Regions from separate parts of the Homo sapiens genome. Here region 2 is linked to region 1. A link is an interaction called in ENCODE POLR2A ChIA-PET data of the cell type or tissue named here. Cell type or tissue: Caco-2. All regions are shown on one strand. Links, peaks and the distances in the headings refer to the core of each region. The heading gives the core; the rest is flanking DNA.

What was found. ChIA-PET counts read pairs that join two places held together with the same protein. Peaks named below come from ENCODE experiments on the same cell type or tissue, not always from the same donor. Only the 100,000 strongest peaks of a DNase experiment are listed, where the experiment ranks them.
Region 2: POLR2A ChIA-PET joins it to region 1 with 5 read pairs; 3 of 35 experiments call an interaction of 5 or more read pairs at or near these places.

What each region holds. Positions count from the first base shown.
Region 1 is chr11:87,274,415-87,279,847 of GRCh38, reverse strand. The region is part of intron 6 of TMEM135 (transmembrane protein 135); the gene reads right to left. Among named protein-coding and RNA genes, the nearest start is that of TMEM135, 240 kb to the right of the region's middle. In Caco-2, for the core only: no CTCF peak of the experiment used is centred there; no DNase peak of the experiment used is centred there.
Region 2 is chr11:87,014,277-87,019,709 of GRCh38, reverse strand. LOC105369422 (a long non-coding RNA gene) reads left to right here. Exons shown (of 5, transcript XR_007062827.1): 2 at 1,290-1,381; 3 at 3,699-3,788; 4 at 5,407-5,433. Among named protein-coding and RNA genes, the nearest start is that of TMEM135, 21 kb to the left of the region's middle. In Caco-2, for the core only: no CTCF peak of the experiment used is centred there; a DNase peak (open chromatin) is centred at 2,801.

The DNA of each region.
Region 1 (5,433 bases), core at 1,751-4,250:
GTCAGCTATAATGTCGTTCTAGATATTGTTCTGTGTGTATGTGAATAATAAAGTCACATCATTAATGTATTGTGGGGACAGGGAAGAATGATGAAAGCCAAGACTATACCAATAAGTTACATGAGGTGGAGTAAGCAATATACTTTTTTGTAATTACCACTATGTCCACAGATCTATGAAGCAAATATTATTCATTTACACAATCATATATCTGTTCAACAAGCAATTATTAAGCACTGAGGCAGTAGAGTTAAAAGCGAGGGCTATAGATTCAGAGAAGCAAGTTGTTTACATTCTGAGCCTGTTTCTCCACCTGTAAAATGCAAATAATAGGACCTACATCATGTGATTATTGTACTAAGCACTCAAGAAATGTTATTTATTATTACTACTGCTGCTGCTATTACTAAAACAAACACAACTACAAAGATGAGGGTATAGCAGTTGCTGTCTTACACACTGAGACTACAAGAAAAATTTAACAGTTCCTACCCATAGCAAGCTCATAGGCTTAAACTCTAAGGTGAAACAGTGAGCCACAGACAGAAAAAAAGAAGTAGACACACCATCTCCCCTGAAATTAACACCATGATCTAAAAGATGTATCACTACAGGCCTTCCTCCAAAGATACAAACTGATATAATCATACTAGTACACAATCATTTACTAATTGAGGATAATGGTACATGTGATATAAATTGCCAAATGAAAAAAAAATGACCTGAACTAGAAATGAGTCCATCAACATGTGAATGCATAAACAAATTGTGGCATATCCATATAATAAAATACTGCTCAGCTATAAAGAAGAACAAACTACTAATACACTCAACAAAATAGATGAATTTCAAAAAAAAAAAAATGCTGAGAAGCAGCCAGACACAAAGGTGCATACTGTATGATTCCACTGGTGTGAAATTCTAGAAAAAAGTTTCATAATCTAAAGTGACAGAGAGCAGATCCATCTGTTCCTGCTATCAGGGATGAGAGGAGAGATAGAAACCGACTACAAAAAAATGCACAAAAGAAATTTTAAAGAATGATGAAAATATTCTGAATTTGACCTTGGGGGTGGTTACATTTGTCAAAACTCATAGAACTCATAGAGTATACTCTTCAAATGTGTATATTTTTATTGTATATAAATTATAACTCAAAGTTAATTTTCAAAGAATGAAAATTATGTGGTTCATGCCTGTAATCCCAGCACTCTGGGAGACCGAATCGGGCAGATCACTTGAGGTCAGGAGTTCGAGACCAGCCTGGGCAATGTGGCAATGTGGTGAAACCTTGTCTCTACTAAAAATACAAAAATTATCTGGGCGTGGTGGCAGGCACCTGTAATCCCAGCTAATAGGGAGGTTGAGGCAGGAGAATCACTTGAACCCGGGAGATGGAGGTTGCAGTGAGCAAAAATCGTGCAGCCTGGGTGACAGAGTGAGACTCTGTCTCAAAAAAAAAAAAAGAACGAAAATTTGCCTGAATCAGTAACAGAACTAGAGGTAAAAAATTATATATTTTAGAGATTACAAATGTATATGTGTTATGAAACACATTACACTTTATGAAATTCAAAGAATAAAGAAATTGCTCAAAACTAAAGAATCAAAGATGGTTTTAGGGAAAAGATATCATTTGTGCAGACTGAATTTTTTAGTATAGAGGTAACAGTAAGGATGCAAAGGCTAGCAAAGGATACAAGGTAAAAGCCTGAGGAACATCACCATAGCTTGAGTTGAGTGAAGAGAATTCTATACAGGTAGAGCAAGGCTAGACAATGGAAGGACTTGGTCCAAGAATTTAGACTGTCCTGAAGGCAATAGGAAATCACAGAGGATTTCTGAACAGAATGACATAATCATAGCTATGCATTACAAGGGAAAAATAGATAAAATGTTTTAAATCATCTATAGATCTATTAGAAAGTGACTGACTCCAGAGTATCATTAAGAAGCAAGTTTAGGTCACAGGGTAGACAATTAAAGTCTTTCTAATTTATAAAAGTAACATTTTATGTTAAGAGTTGGCCGGGCATGGTGGCTCACGCCTGTAATCACAACACTTTGGCAGGCTGAGGAGGGCAGATCACCTAAGGTTAGGAGTTCGAGACCAGCCTGGCCAATATGGTGAAACCCTGTCTCTATTAAAAATACAAAAATTAGCCAGGCGTGGTGGTGGGCGCCTGTAATCCCAATTACTAGGGAGGCTGAGGCAGGAGAATTGATTGAACCCAGGAAGTGGAAGTTGTAGTAAGCCAAGATTGTGCCACTGAACTCCAGCATGGGGGACAAAAGCAAAACTCTGTCTCAAAAAAAAACAAAAAACAAAAACAGAGTTGTTTACTACTGCTTATTCTCAGAGTACAGCAAATGTGATCCAATACGGCAGTTTCACGTTTTTAAAAATCTTGTTTTTGGGCCAGGCACAGTGGCTCACACCTGTAATCTCAGCACTTTGGGAGGCCAAGGCAGGTGGATCACTTAAGGCCAAGAATTCAAGACCAGCCTGGCTAACATGGTGAAACCTCATCTCTACAAAAATACAAAAATTAGCCAGGCATGGTGGCACAAATCTGTAATCCCAGCTACTCAGGTGGCTGAGGAACAAGAATCGCTTGAACCCGGGAGGTGCAGGTTGTAGTGAGCTGAGATCACACCACTGCACTCCAGCCTGGGCAACAAAGCGAGACTCGGTCTCAAAAAAATCTTGTTTTTACATAATGTTAGCAATACTTCTGGGTAAGAAATGTTGGGTAAAAAATACATATATTGAAACCTTCAAAATTTTATTAATCCTAAAAATTCATAATATAAATTCTGCAGTTTTATTCTCCTACTCCAAAGTTCCATAAATATTAAATTATTTTTTAAAAAAAAGCCAGGTAAAGTGGCTCACGCCTGTAATCCCAGCACTTTGGGAGGCCGAGGCAGGCGGACCAACTGAGGTCAAGAGTTCAAGACCAGCCTGGCCAACATGGTGAAACCCTGTCACTACTAAAAATACAAAAATTAGCCAGGCATGGTGGCCTCGCATGCCAGTAATCCCCACTACTTGGGAGGCTGAGGCAGGAGAATCACTGGAACCCGGGAGGCAGAGGTTGCAGTGAGTCGAGATCACGCTACCGCGATACAGCCTGGGTGACAAAGCTAGACTCCATCTCAAAAAAAAAAAAAAAAAAAAATTCACAAACACACTAAAAGAAGTTTTGTATAACTTATGAATATAAAATTCTATGCGTTACATTCAATGAAATCTCTCCCAGTGAATACACACACACACACACACACAAACACTCTTATATAAACTTAAGTATATATGTGTGTGTATATATATATATATATAAACTTTTGATAGTAATGTACTAGAGTAACAAAATTGGCTAAAAGTCTAAGATTAAAGTAAGAAGACCTGATCAGAGCTTTGATGCTCTCAGAAATCAAATTCTGATGCAGTTACAACTCAAGTTCTAAAAATTGGCCAGTTTTGGTTAAGTACTTGACATCACAGAACTTCAGTTTCCTCAAATGTAAAATCAGATACTATTACTTACTATATAAGACTGTTATGAAAACTAAAGAATATTATACAGTCTGAAACAGAGAAAATGATCAAGAACAATGTATTGAGGATTAAATGTTTATAATAAAAGAGTTATAAAAATCTCAAAACTACTCACTCAACATAGGATTTATGTGCGTTAGTGTCCAGTCTTTATAATTTTATATTTTCCTTTGCATATGTAACTTGAAATCCTGCTGAGTCAAAAGCAATACTCTGATTTTAAAATGCAAAAAATAATTTTCTCTTCCATGCTACATGGTTGGGGTCCTTCTGGAGCTTGGCAGTAGAGGAAGGCAGAAGGACAATGTTAAAATCCACACTAGCGGCCAGGCGCGGTGGCTCATGCCTGTAATTCCAGCACTTTGGGAGGCCTAGACGGGCGGATCACCTGAGGTCAGGAGTTCAAGACCAGCCTGGCCAAAATGGTGAAACCCCGTCTCTACTAAAAAATACAAAAAATTAGCTGGGCGTGGTGGTGGGAGCCTGTAATCCCAGCTACTGAGGAGCTGAGGCAGGAGAATTGCTTGAACCCAGGATGAGGAGTTTGCAGTGAGCTGAGATCGCGCCACTGTACTCCAGCCTGGGCAACAAGAGTGAAACTCCATCTCAAAAAAATAAAAATAATAAATAATAAATAATAAAATCCAGACTAGTTTGGCTTTTCTTATTCTGAGACTCTAACTTGCTAAAAAATGTACTTTGTCTTCCAACAAGTTTGCATGTGTGGGCTATATTTTAGGTTTTCAGTATCCTGCCAGACAAATACTTAATACACAGGGTGATATATTTGGTTATTTTTTTTTTAATTTTTGGCAACAGGGTATCAAAATTCAACCTCTTTAAAGTTAGTCAAGAGCCCTTGCCTTAGAACATATGGTCACCCAACCAATAAGCATCTGATAGGCAGGCTTTGGTCTCAAGAAGTCTGTAATGGTTGCTAGCACTTAAGTATAGGAATTTACTTTTGACTTCATGCCATGCCTTTTTCTGCATCTCACTTTGTTGAAAAAAAGGAAGGAAATTCAAGCTTCAGAGTCTAAATTCCAAGAGGATAAAGAGGAAAATAAAGTGAAAACACAAAAGACAACCATGCCGCAGAAGAGAAGAAAATAACATTTTTATATTTAGTTCTTTGAAATAAAATTGCCAAATGTCATAGTAACACTTCACATGCTTTTTTATTTTAACAGAAAAATTGCAGGGGTCTGAACATAAACACAAGGGCATCTCAAATATTCATTCATTTAATATTACAACAAAATATTAATTTAATAATAAAACAAAAAAAGAAGTTAAAATTTATTTGCTCTAGAAATACAAAAGATGTCTCTTAGAACTCCTTAGGGGGAAAAAAGAGTTCTTCAGAAACCAGTTAACTTAATAATCATCTTATCTATATATAATACATATATATAAATATATATGCATATATATACACACATATATAAATATATAAACACACACACACACACACACACACACACACACACACACACACAGTCTTGCTATGTTGCCCAGGCTGGTTTTGAACTCCTAGCCTCAAGCAGTCCTTCTGCCTCAGTCTCCTGAGCTGCTGGAATTACAGGCATCAGCCACCACACCTGGCTCAAATGATATTTATCTTGTTTAATCTTCTTTAATATGAGAATATGAGGACATGGAGTTGAAAATATATTTTTCAAGAGTTCATTCACTCCTACTAAGTATTGTATCCTTGAGTCAGTACAGAATTTTTGCCGTAAGACTCCTAAAGCACAAGAAGATATTTAGCATATTTTAGTCTTTCTGAAAAAGAATCTCAGAAAGGAGGAATGTACTAGTAGAACGCAAGAAAGACATGTATGAGAATAGGGCAGTAAGGAGCTTATAAG
Region 2 (5,433 bases), core at 1,689-4,188, 260 kb after region 1:
GCAGAGCAAACTCACTGGAGGTTGCCCCTGAAGGGAAAAGATAAACAGACACTGCCAGAAGGCCCAAGTTTGAGAATAGGGAGACACTCCCAAGACAGGGGTCCCCAACTCCTGGGCTGTGGACCAGTAGCAGTTCGTGGCCCATTAGAAACCAGGCTGCACAGCAGGAAGTGAGCGGCAGGCAAGCAAGCATTACCACCTGAGCTCCACCACCTGTCAGATCAGCAGCAGCGTAGGAGCTGGAACCCCATTGTGAACTGTGCATGATAGGGATCTAGGTTGCGGGCCCCTTATGAGAATCTAATGCCTAATGATCTGAGGTGGAACAGTTTCATCCCAAAACCCTCTCCCACCACCATTCATGGAAAAATTGTCTTCTTCAAAACCGGTCCCTGGTACTAAAACGGTTGGGGACTGCTGCTTTAAGAGCCCAAGGCAGCCTATGCTCTAGCTTGTGGACTCTGAGAACATTCAGAATTAGTAGACATTTTTGTTTGTCAGTTTTATAATTCCTTTCTCATATCCTTAAACGTTCTGCAAAATAATGATACATATTGCAGTTTGGTCTTCGTCATGCTGTGGGAAATTAAAGGGTCTGTGTCCACCTTTGGGATCATCTAGTAAAGGGAAGAAAAGCCTTTCTCCCCCTGAGACCAGCATAGCTGCAGTGGCATCAATCCTGAGGTTGTGGGAGATGAGGGGTGACAGTGGTGGAGCTACGATGAGCAATCTGCCACCACAGGGACAGCTAGGGCAGTATGGGTTTGTGGAACATGGGACTGACTGGGAGGTACAAAGACCTACTTGTGGAGAGGGCCTCATAAAAGATAGGATTTTCTGTCATTAGATGAGATGAAAGTTTGAGCCACAGTAATTTGGACATTACAAGGTAAACCTGACCTCCTCTTTAATCACCATCTGGTGCGTCCAGGTAGACTGGGTATATGTATATGGAGCACACCATAAAACACAGTCTTTGTATCTTAGTAACCTGTTTCATGGGTTTGCAGAATATAAAAGAAAACCGAAATGGGTTCCCAATCGAATTTGTGGAAATCTTATTGATCATTTTATAGCCACATTCCATGTATCCATTTGTTAGTACTCCAACCAGGTAATGAACCCCATCATGTGCCAAGTAGTATGGTGGAAACCAAAGTCGATCCACTGACATGTAGCTGGTGTCAACTCCTCAACACTCAAGGTAGAATTATGACAGCATATACAATTTTCCTATTTAAATGAAAAGTGACTTGAGTCCCCTGATGTTAGGTTTGTCTCTTTTTTAGGACCCCTTTCCCTTCTTCTAGCTCTTCTGAGAACCCTGGAGGGTATACACATTCCAACTGGGAGATCCATTTGATTTCTGCTTCAAGTTAAGGTAAGCCCTGATATCCAAGCACCCACTGCTTTTCCTGCATGCCTCATAGTGTTGCTGTTGAAAGTTGGCCTTCCACTGTCAGCCAGGCCCTGCAGCAGCTCAGTGTCAGACACTGCTGCTGATCCAGTTTACTACATCAGCTAGTGTGGTACTTTGATGGAAGGTGTCTTCATGAGAGACTCCATTCTTTTGATGCCATGATCAACAGAGAATGTCCCTTGCTGGATCTCCCAGTCTGCAGCATTTAGTGCTCAGTCCTTTGCATCACATAAAACCATTCCCCTTCAATCCCCACCATCACCCCACCTTCACTCAGACTGGCTGAAGTGTTAGCACCTCGCAGACTGCAAAACCAGAGGCCAGCCCACTTTCCATTTCAACTGTAAAAATACAAAAGTGCTATATTCATATTTCTCACAGACAAAAGGCCCTTTCATGCCCTCAGCTAAAGTGACTATCTAGGTGGTCTCCAGGGCCACCTCTCCTGGCAGCAGTTTTCTGTTGACCTTTAGACACAAAAGCTCCTTCCTTGGCAATAGGATTTAGAAAGCTTGCCATGAATCCCAAACTCCAAATTCCAGGATTCCCATCTATCACCTCCTGAGAGGCAATTAGCTTTTGTGTCTCAATAATTCATGCCCCAAGGCCTCCCAAAGCAGAGGAGACAAAACTTATGTTTAGTTCCTTGCAAGGCATTCTTGTGTCAAAGGTTAAAAGACAATCTGTGCCTCTGTGATTTCCTATCTAATAGGGAAGATATGTATGGAAATTAAAATAAAAGTATAATGTAAGATATATGGGTAAATAGGCCGGGCGTGGTGGCTCACGCCTGTAATCCCAGCACTTTGGGAGGCAGAGGCGGGCAGATCACAAGGTCAGGAGATCGAGACCATCCTGGCTAACGCAGTGAAACCCGTCTCTACTAAAAATACAAAAAATTAGCCGGGTGTGGTGGCAGGCACCTGTTGTCCCAGCTACTCAGGAGGCTGAGGCGGGAGAATGGTGTGAACCTGGCAGGTGGAGCTTGCAGTGAGCCGAGATCACACCACTGCACACCAGCCTGGGCAACAGAGTGAGACTCTCAAAAAAATAAATAAATAAAGATATATGAGTAAATAAAGGCAGAGGCAGAAGTGCCTAACTTTCTGGGGGTTCTGGAGGGATAGATGAGAGGAGTTCAAATAATTTTAATTATGCCTCGAAGAAATAGTAGCAGTTTTCCTGATGGATAAGGCATTAAACCCTTTCTAGGTATGCATTCATATATCACTAATTCAATAAGTATCTACTAAGTATCTGCACAGTGAGTGACACTATTCTAGCTGCTGTGGGTAGAGCAAGAAGCAAGGCAAACAACTCTCCTCCTCTCTTGGAGGTGGAAGGCAAAGAGCTATGCAGGCAGCTTGTTGTCTGTGTCCTCCATGTGGCTGAGTCACACAGGTTCTCCTAGAGGGCTGTCTTACCTGGCTAACTATGCCCAAAACAATGAGCATCACCCTAGACATCTTCCACTAACATAAAGCGGGTCAATATTTGTTAAGCATTTACTGTATCCCAGGCTCTGTCTGTTCTATATCTATTATCTCATTTAATTCTCACAACAACCCTATGAAGATAGTAATTTATGACCCCCGTTTTACAGATAAGGAAAACAGAGATACTCATGATCAAGAGGATTGTCTAGGGTCAAAGACTTCATAGGTAAAGGAGCTGGATATGAACCCAAGCATTTTGATTCCAGAGCCTGGACCCTCAGTCATTTTGCTTAGTCCCGCCAACATCCCTCTACTGCCTCTTTTAATTACACTGCTTCCTCTTCTTCACTCCCTGGCATCCTCTGCTCCTAATTCCTCATGCTTATCTTTAGTTACTTGTCTCCTTTCCCTGTCCTGTACCCACTCACTATCTTAATGGAAGGCAATTAGCTGGGAAGGCAGGCAGGAGCTACCCTCTGACTGCTCTCAGAAATCAGGGGGTTTTACTTCCAATTGAAGTTTCCTGCCTAAATGCCATACCTAATAAGGGAGTATGACAGTCTCCCACACAGCAATGAGAAAGAAAGGCAGTTTCAGACATCTCTGAACAAGTACTTAGCAATATCTGCTATCTATCATTTCCACTGGACTAGGAGCTCCTTGGAGCCTGCATTTCAATAATCATCTTTGTATTCCAGGTAAAGACAAAATCCGGGTTCTATCCCAGTACAAATCACAGAAGGCACACATGCTGTGTAACACTTTTTTTTTTGTAAAATGGGAAAGTACAATTGAATTTAAAAATTATTTTTATTTAGATGTTTTGTATCTTTACCATAAAGTGATTGATGATTAGAAGCTGAGGAGAATTGATAACACAAGAAGATAATGCATTTCGAAGAGGTTTTGGAAACAAACAGCAACAGAAAAAGGTAAGAAGAGGCCAGCTGCCGTGGCTCACACCTGAAATCCTGAAATCCTAGCACTTTGAGAGGCCGAGGCAGGTGAATCATCCGAGGTCAGGAATTCGAGATCAGCCCGGCTAGTACGGTGAAACTCCGTCTCTGCTAAAACTACAAAAAAATTAGCCGGACATAGTGCTGCATGCCTGTAGTCCCACCTACTCGGGAGGCTGAGGCAAGAGAATCACTTGAACCTGGGAGGCAGAGGTTGCAGTGAGCTAAGATTGCTCCACTGCACTCCAGCCTGGGCGACAGAGTGAGACTCCATCTCAAAAAAAAAGTAAGAAGAATTATCAATTATAGAAAGAACCAATAATGATGATAAAAGTACCAATAATAATTACCATTGTATTGCATTAAACACTGTTTTAGGTGTTTGCCTATGTTATTAGCATTTACCCCTCATTCTTATAACAAATCATTTTATGGATGAGAAAATTGAGACTTGGAGGGTTTAAGAAACTTAACCTCCAGGTGTGGTGGCTCACACCTGTAATCCCAGCACTTTGGGAGGCTGAGGCGGGCAGATCATCTGAGGTCAGGAGTTTGAGACCAGCCTGACCAACATGGTGAAATGCAATCTCTACTAAAAATACAAAATTAGCTGGGTGTGGTGGTGCACGCCTGTAATCCCAGCTACTCAGGAGGCTGAGGCAGGAGTATCACTTGAACCAGGGAGTCAGAGGTTGCAGTGAGCCGTGATTGCACCATTGTACTCTAGCCTGGTGACAGAGCAAGACTCTGTCTCAAAAAAAAAAAAAAGTGTGTGTTTATCTATCTCTCTATATATACACTTAAGAGTCTGCCTTTACTCTTGTCTAATTACCCTTTCTTTCCCAAAAGGTAACCATTTTCTTTATGCATTTACACACACACACACACACACACACACACACACATACACACACACACACGCATTGGGTTTTCTTTTTCATAAATGATATAATGGACAATATTGAGTTTCAGGCCTTTTCATATTTCAAAGCCAGAATAAATATACAAGGACTATAACCTGTTTATCATTCTAGGCCTCTTTTCTCAAGGCCCTCCAATCTCATTTGTACTGTAGCCACTGCAAATACATCACAGGCACTGGGAATTGGGCTGCATTAGAGAAAGAGGTGCATCAATAAGATCTCCCTGTGACATCTGACCTTGTAGAACCTCTCCTCTTGTGGCTTTAGCACTCCAAAACCAAGCTGAGAAGAAAAGGATGGAAGAGGAGAGTAGGGGAGAAACGTATAGGCCCCTTGGGCCCTTGGATGCCTGGGCTGTTAGGGTTTGGATACAGTTCTCGCTAGGACTCTAAACTCTTTTGCCTCTTATAGCCAGAGGCATAGAGTTTGAAGCATGTAAGATTTTGGGAAACATGCAACTGACCAAGGTCTAATCATCAATGATTGGAAGTGAAATGTGCAATAAAAGCCAACTGGGAGTTAACTCAAAGGCATTATGAAAGTTTGCTTCACTGAGTTAAAATTATAGCCTTTTGTCCCAAATTTCTCAACAAATACTCTATAGAAATTTTTAAGCCCCAGAGTCCTTAACTAATGTTATTTAAGGCAATTTTATGTGTCTAATTGTACAGATTCTTCGCTAACTTTTGAGAAAGAAA